3 separate regions of the Homo sapiens genome follow, and regions 2 and 3 are each linked to region 1. Evidence: chromatin loops called from intact Hi-C (ENCODE). Cell type or tissue: GM12878. All regions are shown on one strand. Region 1 overlaps FER (FER tyrosine kinase). Region 2 has its middle 29 kb from the start of PJA2. Region 3 overlaps LOC105379117 (a long non-coding RNA gene).

Region 1 (4,000 bases):
AGTTTCTGGAACAAAGTTGCATAGTTTCTGGATCCACAGTCCTTGGATTTGAATATGTGGCATCAGCTATTTTTTGGCTATATAACTTTGGGCAAGTTAAACTTTCTGTACCTCAGTTTTCTCATCTGTAAACTAGGGTTTGTAACAGAAACTATTTCATAGGGTTAATGTGGGGAGTTAAATGAGATAATCCATCTAAAATGCCGAGAAAATGCTTTCTCCTAAGAAATTCTTTACCCTATATTGTCTTTTATTGTTTATTAAATATAAAATTTTATAAAATTATTCTCAGTGTACAAAATGAGATTTATTTTGATGGACGTGATATAAAGAATGGTTGTTGCGGACAATAAAATTTAAAAAGTGAGTATCCAAAAAAGAAAACTAGAGGAAATTATGCAAAAAGGCAAGAAAATTAAAAAATTTTTTTTTGATTGCATCTAATTATAAAGGGAGCCAAAGACTTTAAAGAAGGAGATGTTTATGTCAGAATTGTGACCCAGGGAAGTTTTACGGAGTAAGACTTTTGACTCTCTTGCTCTTTTCTATTTTTCTTATTTGGTTTCATAAAGTTTCTTGAACTTTGGTCCCTTAGAAAGAATGTTCTGTACAATGCCTGAATATGATACCTGGCATCTAGTAGTTGTATCTTTGTTTAAAAAAATGAATGAATAAAGCAGGGATTTATAAAGCAATTAACAAATCATTATAGAATAGGTTATCAAAAGTGGAGCCTTACTTTCCGATTAAACATTTATGGTTTTGAGTATCCCACTCTACTTCCTCTCTAGCCCTGACACTTCATTTTGTGTTAAGTGTAGTAGGTTTTTGTGGCAAGGAAATTTAAAATTTTTATTTCTGTTGAGACCTTAGAGATCATTTACACATAATTTATATTCTTTTCCTTTGAATGAAGAATTATAAAGTATTGGAGAGTTATACCTCAATAAAAAATAAAAAAAATTAAAACACATTGGATTAAGAAAAGCTTTGTAGCACAGCTATCTGCAAGGTTTTGTTTCAAGAAGTGCTTGAAAGTGAGGTATATTCTCAGAGACCTTGAGATCCAAAACCTAAAATAAGAAGACTTCTATATGTTTCTTAGGAATAAAATCAGGTATTTTATTTATCTAATTTAAAAAATCAAAGGCCAGGTGCAGTAAGCTCACACCTGTAATCCCAGCACTTTGGGAGGCCGAGGCGGGCGGATCACCTGAGGTCAGGAGTTCGAGACTAGCCTGGCCAACATGGTAAAACCCCGTCTCTACTAAAAATACAAAAAAATTTAGCCAGGCACGGTGGTGGGCACCTGTAATCCCAGCTACTCAGGAGACTCAGGCAGGATAATCACTTGAACCCGGGAAGCAGAGGTTGCAGAGAGTCAAGAGCATGCCATTGCACTCCAGCCTGGGCGACAAGAGCGAAACTCTGTCTCAAAAAAAAAAAAAAAAAAAAAATCAAGTAGAACAGAGATTTATTTCTTAGATAGTGTTTCTTTACTTAATGTACAAGGATTTTCCGTTTGTTGCTCGAAAACGCAACATTTGTTGGCTGTATCTGTTCCTTTAATCCAGAACTGACTAGTATACTTCCATGCCAACAGGGGGAGATAGTATGAAATAGGAGATCCAGATTTGCACCTCTCTTCTATCTTGCTTTTGCCTCACACAGGAAGGTTTGTTGGTAAATTGACTTCCTTGGGCCCACTGTCACTATCTCTTAGCTAAATTTTGAGATGGAGCAGAAAATGAAATGTCCTCATTGTAAGGATCAGCTGGAGTCTGGTTTCGGCTCCCAATCCTGTAAAACATGTGCTTTAATGTTCAGCTCTGAGCCTTCCACATCAGAAGTCCACAGAGATCAGGTAAGGAGAAGTTCTGCCACAGGCCTACTTTACCCAGGGCCCCAGACATTATCTAAGAGTCCAGCAGGTCATCTATTTTATGCGGCTGCTTCAAATGGGAAGGATAATTTCTCTTGACTTCTGAATCTGGTGGTAAACAAAATTCTTTTGAACAATGCTATCACTTAGATGCTAAACCAAAGCCACTGAAAAAAATGAAAGTGGCTTCTTTTCACATTTGTATTTTATTTCATTTGTTTCCTTAATTCACCTCTCAGTTTTGAGAAAAATATGTCCTTTCCAGTATTTCAATACATGGAAGGTAAAAGAGAGTGCAGTTTTATTGAATATTTGAGGAGAAACATGGCTCAGATTTTAAACTGAGCCATGTTTCTCCTCAAATATTCAACAAAGATGATATTAAGATTTCTATTTTTCAAATTTCAGTTTCTATTCTGGCTGGTGAGCTCAATTTAGCCTTGTTATTTTCAATGTCTGTCACCAAAGGAAACTAATAATGTTTTTCTTGAACATAGGTATTTAATAGTTGGTGACCATAACTGGTAAAGCTTTTCATTATGATATGTAGCTATATAGTTCAATGCTAATTTTGTAATCAATGTTTATGGTTTAATTTAGGAACTTGGAATACACTAATTCCTTACTCTTTTAATGTATAAAATATAATTTCTGTTACTAATAGGAATATAGCCCTATTTTAAATCTGTTGTGTTGGTGAAGAATTATATTTATATGTCATTTTGCGACTTAATTGCCTGCATTCTCTTGAGTCCCTTATTTAATGCCTCTCTTTTTTAGGCTTTCTTTTTTCAGATTCACTATATTAGGAAAACCTAATTCTGGTCTTCAAATAAGAATTGTCAATGCCAAAAAAGTTTATGTATTTTCTTTATTTTGAAGATAGTTGAAATACATACACGATTCTTGCTTTAATATTACTACATCCAGTGTTTGGGTTATGGTGTTCCAAATATGTGTCTTATATTATTGGATAAGTACTGTTTGTAAATATAATGACCATTACTTGTGTGCATAAGTTTTGCTTATCTGGTTTATAAATTTATAAAAATATTAGAGGATATTGAATCCATTGGGATCATCTTCTCCAAATTATCATTTTATATATAATAATGTCTCTGAAGCCTGAGGTAATTAATGACTCACATAGCTAGCTAGTGACTTGCATAACTTAAATTTTTTTAACTTTAAAAAAGTCTCGCTTTCTTGTTACCCTTCAATCTCTGATATATATTCTTTTATGATCCTTCTTTAATATTTTTCTTTTTTTTTATACACAGTCATTGTCTTTTCAAAACATTTTGTGCTTTTTATTTATTTTTGAAATTGTTCTTAATTCTCTTAAATTTTATTAACTTTTTTCTTTTATATTAGAATCTTCAATCTCTGATATATATTCTTTTATTATCCTTCTTTAATATTTTTCTATGTATTTTTTTATACATACCATCGTTGTCTTTTCAAAACAATTTTGTGCTTTTTATTTGTTATTTTTGAAATAGTTCTTAATCCTCTTAAATTTTATTAACTTTTTTCTTTTATAGTAGTTCTACTACATATCTTCAAAGTAAAGTAGAAAAGATTACAGTTTTATTATTTTTCTCATTTATGTAAATTCTGTTCAGAGTAAATAGAATAAGAATTTTTGCTTTGATGGCTATCACCCACCATCCTTAGGAAGGCATTACATGTAAGGATGCACACTGACTCTTGAAATTTTAAAACAATTCAACAAGTACATACTTAATTGAACTCTCATAATTATGAACTTCTACCCATAGCCTTGATGATTTATCTTGGTTATTAACTAATACTGACCTAAGTATAATGAGACCTCTTGATAAACCTAAAAATATACTTTTAAGTACTTTTCATTGTCAGTCTGCTCAGTCAGATGTTACCACACTCACTTGGAGACATACATATTCAGTCACACATACCTGAATTGATCATAGGAAGCCTTTGTATTCTCATGGAGTCACTATTTAGCCTCTGTGTTTTATACAGATGTTCTTGACATCTTTTGTTTTTATATTCTGGTATTATTTATGATTTTTTTTTCAGTGAATTCTTACCACCATAAAGTACATACTGATTCACGAGAGTATATTTTAGGCA
Region 2 (4,000 bases), 510 kb after region 1:
CATAAGAAATGAAACTATACAAATACTGGAAGAAAATATGTGTGAATCACTTTTTAGCATCAGTATTTACAAAAGCTTTCTGTGAGTCAAAATGCAGTAACAGGAAAGATTGATATATTTTATTAGGTGAATATAAAATGTTTACATATTAGAAACATCACAAATAACCTTAAAAGATAACTGACACACTAGATAAAACATATAGGAGAGATAAAGGGCTTATCTCTCAAATATAAAAATCACTCTTTCTGTAAAATAGAAGGGAAAACACACCAGTATCAAAAAGCACACTTAATACCCAGATCGTGGTTTCTAATACCATTCTCCAACGAAAGAAACCAGGGCTCCTTGGAGAAACGGCTGACTCTACCACTTGGGCAAGTACTATACAAGATGAGCCGGGAGCATCTTATAATACCAGAAAGTACGGAAATGCTGCACACACACACACGCCCCACCCCCCAAGCAAAACCTGAAACCCATATTGATGAGGGTGTGTCAAAGGTGCATAGGAGCCAACTTGAGAGAGTTCTTACTGGCTGAAGCTGAATCAGTTTGAGCAACAAAATAAATAAAAGGGTATTGGATTTGGATTATAGCCTAGGACAAAATACATATTCATGAGTCTATACTGATACAAATAAATGATTGAATAAAGTAATAAATGGATGAGAAGGAGCAAATCTTCTGTACAGAAGAATTTCAAATAATTTATTTAGCTACTTCACCCTCAAGGAGATGGAACATAATTCCCCACCCTGAAAGCGTGGGCTGTGCATAGAGACTTCATTTCAAAGAGTACAGTATAAAAGAAATGGGAAGAAGTAATTTTACAGTAGTTCTCTACTGACAAACACTACCTAAGCCAGGTTATTGAGGTTAACATCGATATTCATAAATCACTTGTTGGTAGAATGTACCCTATGATGTGATGAGAGTGGCTCTCTACCTGTGAGGTCTTGCCCCACACAACCAATAACCCCAGTCTTAGAATAAGAAAAACAACAGACAAATTCTAATCGTGCAGCATCCTACAAAATACCTGACCAGTTCCTCCAAACTGTCAAGATCATCAAAAAGAAGCAAAGTCTGAGAAACTACACAGCCAAGAGGGGCTTAAGTAGATACACCTCTAAAATGCTATATTGTATCCCAGATGTGATCCTAGAACAGAAAAATAATTAGGTAAAAACTAAGGAAATTCAGATAAACTATGGACTTTATAACATTAATATATTAATAATAATGTATCAATACTGGCTCCTTAATTGTAAACTATGTGCCATACTAATGTAAAATGTTAATAATAGGGAAAACTGGGTGTAGGGTATATGGTAACTCTCTGTAGTATCTTCTCAAGGTTTCCATAAACCTAAAATTGTTCTAAAACATCTATTTCTAATTATATTTTGAAAATTAAATAAAATAAAAAACAGGGGGAAGAGGATAACTAATCATTAGAAAAATGGGAAAAAGACAGAAATAGACAACTCACAAAGAAGATATAAAAATTGCCCTTAAATATCTGAAAAGATCTTCAGTTTCACTCATAATTAGAGAAATGCAAATTAAAACCTTTATTTTGTCTTTGCAAAACCTTTTCTATTTTGGAAACAGCACCCTCTTTTGTTGAAAAGGTGCTCTCTCACCCCACTTGATCCCTCTGGTTCTAGTTAAAACTATCAGTTGTGCCGGGCAGAGTGGCTCATGCCTGTAATCCTACCACTCTGGGAGTCTGAGGTGGGAGGATCACTTGGGGCCAGGAGTCTGAGGCTGCAGTGAGCCATGTGCTCCAGCCTGGGCGACAGAGTGAGACTCTGTCTCAAAAAAATTAAATAAAACTATCAGTCATAACCATTTGACACATACTAATCACTCAGTTATTGTTAGCTAGTAACTTGTTATCTGGCTGTGGTAAAACCTACACTTGAGAAAATTTCTATTCATGCATCTATTACATTAGTATGGTACATAGCTTAGAGTTAATGAGCCAATATTGACACATCATTATTAACTAAAGTCCATAGTTTATCCAGAAATTGAAACATGGTCCCCTTGCAGGTTAGGAAGATTGAAAAGAGGTTAATAGTCAGTGTGGTAGGCATAGTGGAAACAGCTATGTTAGTAGAAGAATTTATATGTGAATTAGGACATACAAGTTCTTTACTGGGTCAGGCCCAAGATATATGCTATGTAATTAGATTGAAAGTTCCCCTGACTCTACTCCCTCTTTCCTACTTGCATGATCAATATCTATCATATCAGCCACCGCAGTGACATGTTTGGGCTGCTATTAATTTCTAGGGTAATCATCAAGAAAAACCATTAAGAGAGTCCCTTTCTCTGACACACACTACTTGTTCATCATAAAATTGAAAGTGTGTGGGGAAGAATATCTTACATCAGAGGCCATTTGGGCCTCATTTACCTCTGTCCCCAGCTCTGAGAAGATGTTCATTTGCAGGTTTTAGATGATTGGGTCCTCTGTATAGTGGTGGATGGTGAAATCCAGCTTGTGATATCAGCCATTTCCTGATTACTTTATTCTTAGTAAACTGTAGATTCTCACTTTGTTTACAGATATTTTCTGGTTTCTAATACTGTAGCCATGGTGGCTTAGTTTCTGATCTCAGTATATAAATCCCCAAACAGACAAGCATTTATAAGTGGGCTTAGGCAGAGTCTGCTAACAATTGTCAATTTCTAGGAGTCCTGTGTCACTGATTAAACCTGAACTACCCGGGAGACCACAGGAAACACTGGAACGTGAATTTATCAACTTAAAATGAAAAATATCATGGGAATAAGAAGACTCATAATCAGAGTGAAGAACTTATTCTCGCCTTTAAGGTACATGTGATTAGAAGGTTATGTGGTAGACATAGAAATCTTAACAACAGGCATTAGATAAATCAAATGTTTGTTACTACCAAGGCTGATAGGTCCATATCTTTATGGATATAGTCTTGCTACAGGGATCAAGGTACTCAAAATATGATACCCAAGATTCCCTTTACTCAAGAATCTGCTGAGATGGATAGTGCCAACTTTATTCTCTACAGCTCTCATTTATATGTGCTGGGAAGGGTACCAAACTGTTTTCCATGACTTTCCCTTTCTGGATTTCTTTAGATGATATGACAGGTATATGCCTGACAGGTATCACCTTTATATTATGATTCTGAAGGTTTAGGAACTTGTCCCTTTTGTAGGAGATTGTGTCCACAATTACTAGGTATTTTTGTAGGAGATTGTGGACACAAAATATCTAGTAATTGTGCTCATTTTGCAGTTGAAGTCTAATTAAGAATTCTATTGCTATCATTTTTGAGTTCTTGAGGGCCACTGGAATATACAATTCTCAATACACACCACATCTAACTTCTCATAAGCACAACATTTTCAATTTGTTGCTATATGGAGAAAAACTTGTAAGAAACGGATAGACGATAGCCTCATAAATTTTTCTTTATATTATAAAATGTAACAGACAGGTAAAAAATGTTGAGTTGTGAAATTAAATTAACTATAAAAGATATATCTATAAAATAATCAAAGGAGAAAGTTGTTCTTAGCCTAGACGGGGAGCAACACTTTAATACCACTTATTGTGTTTTCTGTGACTTAATTAATTTTTAACATTTGATAAATTTTAATCTTAATAATTATAGTGATCAGCATCAGATAAGGATAAATTTGTTTTTAGAATGCATAACTAATATTCTAAAACTTTTTTGGAAAGACCACAGCCTATATTGGAGTGAAAGATCCAAACATAATTTTTTTTTTTTTTTTTTTGAGACAGAGTCTTGCTCTGTCACCCAGGCTGGAGTGCCGTGGCACGATCTCGACTCACTGCAAGCTCCGCCTCCCAGGTTCACGCCATTCTCCTGCCTCAGCCTCCCGAGTAGCTGGGACTACAGGCGCCCACCATCATGCCCGGCTAATTTTTTTGTATTTTTAGTAGAGACGGGGTTTCATCGTGTTAATCAGGATGGTC
Region 3 (4,000 bases), 540 kb after region 1:
CTCTGCTCAGAAGCCACTGAGGGACCTATCTCTTTAAGTGTGTTAATTATAAAAGAATCCCAGGCTACGGAACATGATCAGGACCCTAGATTATAGGTTATATATTAAAAGGAAACGAAAAGACCAATGTAAAGCAAATATGGGAAGTAATTTGCAGGAATGAGCTAAGTTAAAAGACTCAGTTGTTGAGAAAACCAGCTATGTTTTGGCAAGTCAAGCAGGCAAAGATAGTGGAGTGAACTGAGTGTGTACTTATGGAGCCCCCTCGAGGAAGCTTACCCACCATATAGCTCCTTTAATAAGCTTTTCCACCTCAGCAGAATTGACCACTCCCAACTTTACCCACTGATGTACCACGAACAGTTTTCAGCACTTATACCTTCAATTCAGTTGCTTTATTTTGTTTATTTTTTCACTAAAAACTGTCATATTCATCTTTGTATCACCAGCACCTAGCGTATTTGTTACTAACAGGGATTTAGGTGACAAATTACATTATCTGCCCTAGCGATTGGTATTGCACTGGTGGTAATCTAGACTTTGAGAGTGTGTCAGGTGAGAAGGTAGCTGGAATAATTATGTTGGCTCCATACAGATGAACGATTCTTAGAATATATATCTTGTCTGCTCCATAGTGGTTTGCACAATGCTTAGCAAGGATCTAGTTTTTGCTCAATACATACACAATTACTTGATATTTAGACAAGCTGAGCCAAGCGTTAGTGCTTGCTTTATTTAACAGCTGATGGCTGATGGCTGCTCTTTAAAGTGGATGTAAAGGATGTGAAAAGAGAGTAGACAAGAAATATACCATTGGGGCCGGGCGCGGTGGCTCATGCCTGTAATCCTAGTACTTTGGGAGGCTGAGCGGGTGGATTACCTGAGGTCAGGAGTTCAAGACCAGCCTGACCAACATGGTGAAACCCCGTCTCTACTAAATACAAAAAAATAGCCAAGAGTGGTGGTGCATGGCTACAATCCAAGCTACTTGGGAGGCTGAGGCAAGGAGAATTGCTTGAACCTGGGAGGCGGAGTTTGCAGTGAGAGGAGACTGTGCCATTTCACTCCAGCCTAGGCAACCAGTGCGAAAACTTTCTCTCAAAACAAAACAACAAAAAAAGGAAATATACCATTGGTTCTTAGGTATATGAAACAGGTACCCAAACTTATTCATAACAAAAGAATGTAAATTAAAACCACACTGATGTGGTTTTTACCTATTAATTGGCAAAGATCAGGAAACTTAGTAATGGTAGTTTCAAGAAAATGAAAGTGTAAAACTAGTACAAACTAGAAAAGCTTCTAGACAGCAATTTTGTAATATCTATCAAAATTAAAAATATAGATACCCTTTGTTTCAAGAATCAATTTCCAAGGATCCTAGGATCAATATGCTCATATGTGTAAAATGATGAGTCAGCAAAGTTAGTCCCTGCAGCATTGTTTGTGCAAGCAAAAGATTGGAAACAAACCAAATGTGTAGTCAGGAGGTACCTGTTTGAATAATGGCACTATGTACAGTGGAATATTATGCAACTATAAACAGAATGGGAATGCTTTCCTTTTGTGCGTGCTGGTAGAAGAATCCCTAATATATGCTAAGGAAAGACAAGAAAGGTACAGAACAGTGTTATAATTATGCTATCCTTTTGTAAAAGAAGAGAAAAAGTGTGTGTGTGTATGTGTGTGCACGTGCACTTTTACATGCATAAGATATCTTTGGAAGAAAACAGAAAAAACTAGTAACATTATTTACCCTTGAGAAAAAAACCAGGTGACCAAGAGGTAGGAATGGGAAGGAGAGTTTTCCCTCTGTGTCCCTTCATGTTTTTGAAATGCAGAACCTTCTAACTACATGGCCTATAAAAAAAAAAATAAGTAAAATAAACACAGTTAAGTGACACTGTGGTTCTTGGCAGGGAGCCAACGTTGTCATGGTCACTGGCTGCAGCTGTTACACTGGCGTGGTCACCTACAGTGACATCTACTGGTGCTTCCTAACAGCACTGTTAGGTCAGTATTTTTCAAACTTGATTTCAAAGTGGGCCATGGAACCAATGTAGTGGGTCCAACCAGCATTAAAAAAGAAAGAAAGAAAGAAAGAAAGAAAGAATAGAAAATATCAGAGTACATAACAAGTAGTAAAGGTAAATAAGGATAAATACTGTTGTATGAACTCCTGATTTTTAAAATATTCTTATGTGTTCTGATATGTCTTTCTTACTGTGTCAAAAATGTTAGGAAGTCACCATCTTCGGTGGGGACCTTTCTCAGACAATCTATTCTTCCACAATTCTCCTTGAGCAACCAAGATATTAACGGGGAAGACTTGAAGTTTCTATGCTGCTTGATCCAGAATTTTCTCACCATGGATGTGGGGTTCTCACCTTTGAAGGTTGGTCTCTGCTTATGTCTCCATTACCATTACATTGTCTCTGTTCATGCCAGCTCCAGGCTGTGTGTCTCCACACTCGAAGGCACATTCTTTCTCCTTAGGAGTATATCCCATTCCATGGCATACTGTGGAGTTAACAGGGCTGACTGGAGTTTGGATGTGGTGGCTAAGACCAGAGACCTGGAATCCTTCATGCATCCTGAGCTTCAGAGACCCCTGTAACCATGTTCCTTTTCAGATTGACCCCAATTCCTTGACTCATGCAGCTGCACCATCAGCAATGCCTTTCTCTCCATCCCTGCTTCCTTCTATCTAGCTTTTTTCAAGATCTTGCCCAGGGTTACATCTTCCATGGAACTTTCCCTGATTCCCTCAGCCAAAGTGACCTGTCATATAATCATCATGCTCTCTTGATTGCAATTGAAAGAAACACAACTCAAACTGGGTTTAAACAAAGAGAATTGGAGCTCAGCTAATTTAGAAGTTCACAAATAAGTTGGATCCACAGACTGAAAGATATCAGGAAGCATTACTTTGTTTTTCTCAGTGATCCTACCAAAAGATCCAAGATCTCACTAGCCTAACCTGGGTCATTTGCCCAACACTGAATCAATCATTATAGCCCCTGAGGTTAGAATCCACTGATTGGCCAGTCTCAGATTACATGCTCTCCCCAAGAGAGCATCTAGTCATAGAGAGAAGCTATGTGGAGTGTGAAAAAGGGGTGGTTCCTTGAATGTATTCGTCTAAAGTGCTGTCAACTGAAGAGGGAGAATGAATACTGGGCAAGCAAAAACAACATGTGTTCTTGTCAACTTGTAATCTGTACAGTGAAAACACCAACTTCTAAATATATTTTCTTGTGTTAATACTTTACCTATGTGCTATGGTTTGTATGTTTGCACCCAACAAATCTCATGTTGAAATCTAATCCACAATGTGGTGGTGTTGGGATGCAAAGCCTAGTGGGAGATGTTTGGGTCATGGAGGCAGATCCTGCATGAGCAGGTTAGTGCCCTTCCTTGGGGGTGAGTGAGTTCTCACTCTATTAGTTCCCTGGAGAGCTGATTGGTAAAAGAGTCTAGCACCTCCCTGCTCTCATACTTCCTCTCCAGCCATGTGATCTCTGCACAGCTGGCTCCCCTTTCCCTTCTGCCATGAGTGGAAGCAGCCTGAAGCCCTCACCAGAAGCAGATGCCAGTGCCATGCTTCTTGTACAGTCTGCAGAACTGTGAGCCAAATAAACCTCTTTCCTTTGTAAATTACCCACCCTTGGGCATTCTTTTATAGTAACAAAAAATGGACTTAGGTGCTATGTGAGCATGAATCATTTACAATAAAATTGTCAGACAAGTAAGATTAACATTTCACTTCTCAAGTTATATTATTCAATTGTTCTACATTTTCCAGGCTTTGTCATTATTTGTTTTCTCTCAATTCTACTTAGATTTCCACTGACCAATTCTCATGGAGAATTGAGTAATTAATCAGTTTATAAAATCTATAACAACTATAAAAATATTGAATTCATTGTGTTTTTGCCCATTGATTTTTGTCAAATATTTTAATCACAATAAACATTTTAAATTTATGAAAGGAAGACCA

The links. A loop is a pair of places that touch in the nucleus more often than their neighbours do. Peaks named below come from ENCODE experiments on the same cell type or tissue, not always from the same donor. Only the 100,000 strongest peaks of a DNase experiment are listed, where the experiment ranks them.
Region 2: it touches region 1 in a loop (2.7-fold over the local background); 14 of 110 quality-filtered maps call a loop at or near these places.
Region 3: a loop joins it to region 1, with 2.8 times the contacts of the local background. A loop is called at or near these places in 18 of 110 quality-filtered maps.

Annotation. Positions count from the first base shown.
Region 1 is chr5:108,922,926-108,926,925 of GRCh38, forward strand. The region is part of intron 10 of FER (FER tyrosine kinase); the gene reads left to right. Among named protein-coding and RNA genes, the nearest start is that of FER, 180 kb to the left of the region's middle. In GM12878, no CTCF peak of the experiment used is centred here; a DNase peak (open chromatin) is centred at 1,763; H3K27ac peaks cover 1,012 bases.
Region 2 is chr5:109,437,351-109,441,350 of GRCh38, forward strand. No RefSeq gene overlaps it. Among named protein-coding and RNA genes, the nearest start is that of PJA2, 29 kb to the left of the region's middle. In GM12878, a CTCF peak has its summit at 1,632; no DNase peak of the experiment used is centred here.
Region 3 is chr5:109,467,001-109,471,000 of GRCh38, forward strand. LOC105379117 (a long non-coding RNA gene) reads left to right here. Exons shown (of 8, transcript XR_001742838.2): 4 at 2,242-2,395. Among named protein-coding and RNA genes, the nearest start is that of PJA2, 59 kb to the left of the region's middle. RefSeq lists an enhancer at 1,811-1,890. In GM12878, CTCF peaks have their summits at 256 (motif pointing left) and 1,983 (motif pointing left); a DNase peak (open chromatin) is centred at 1,921.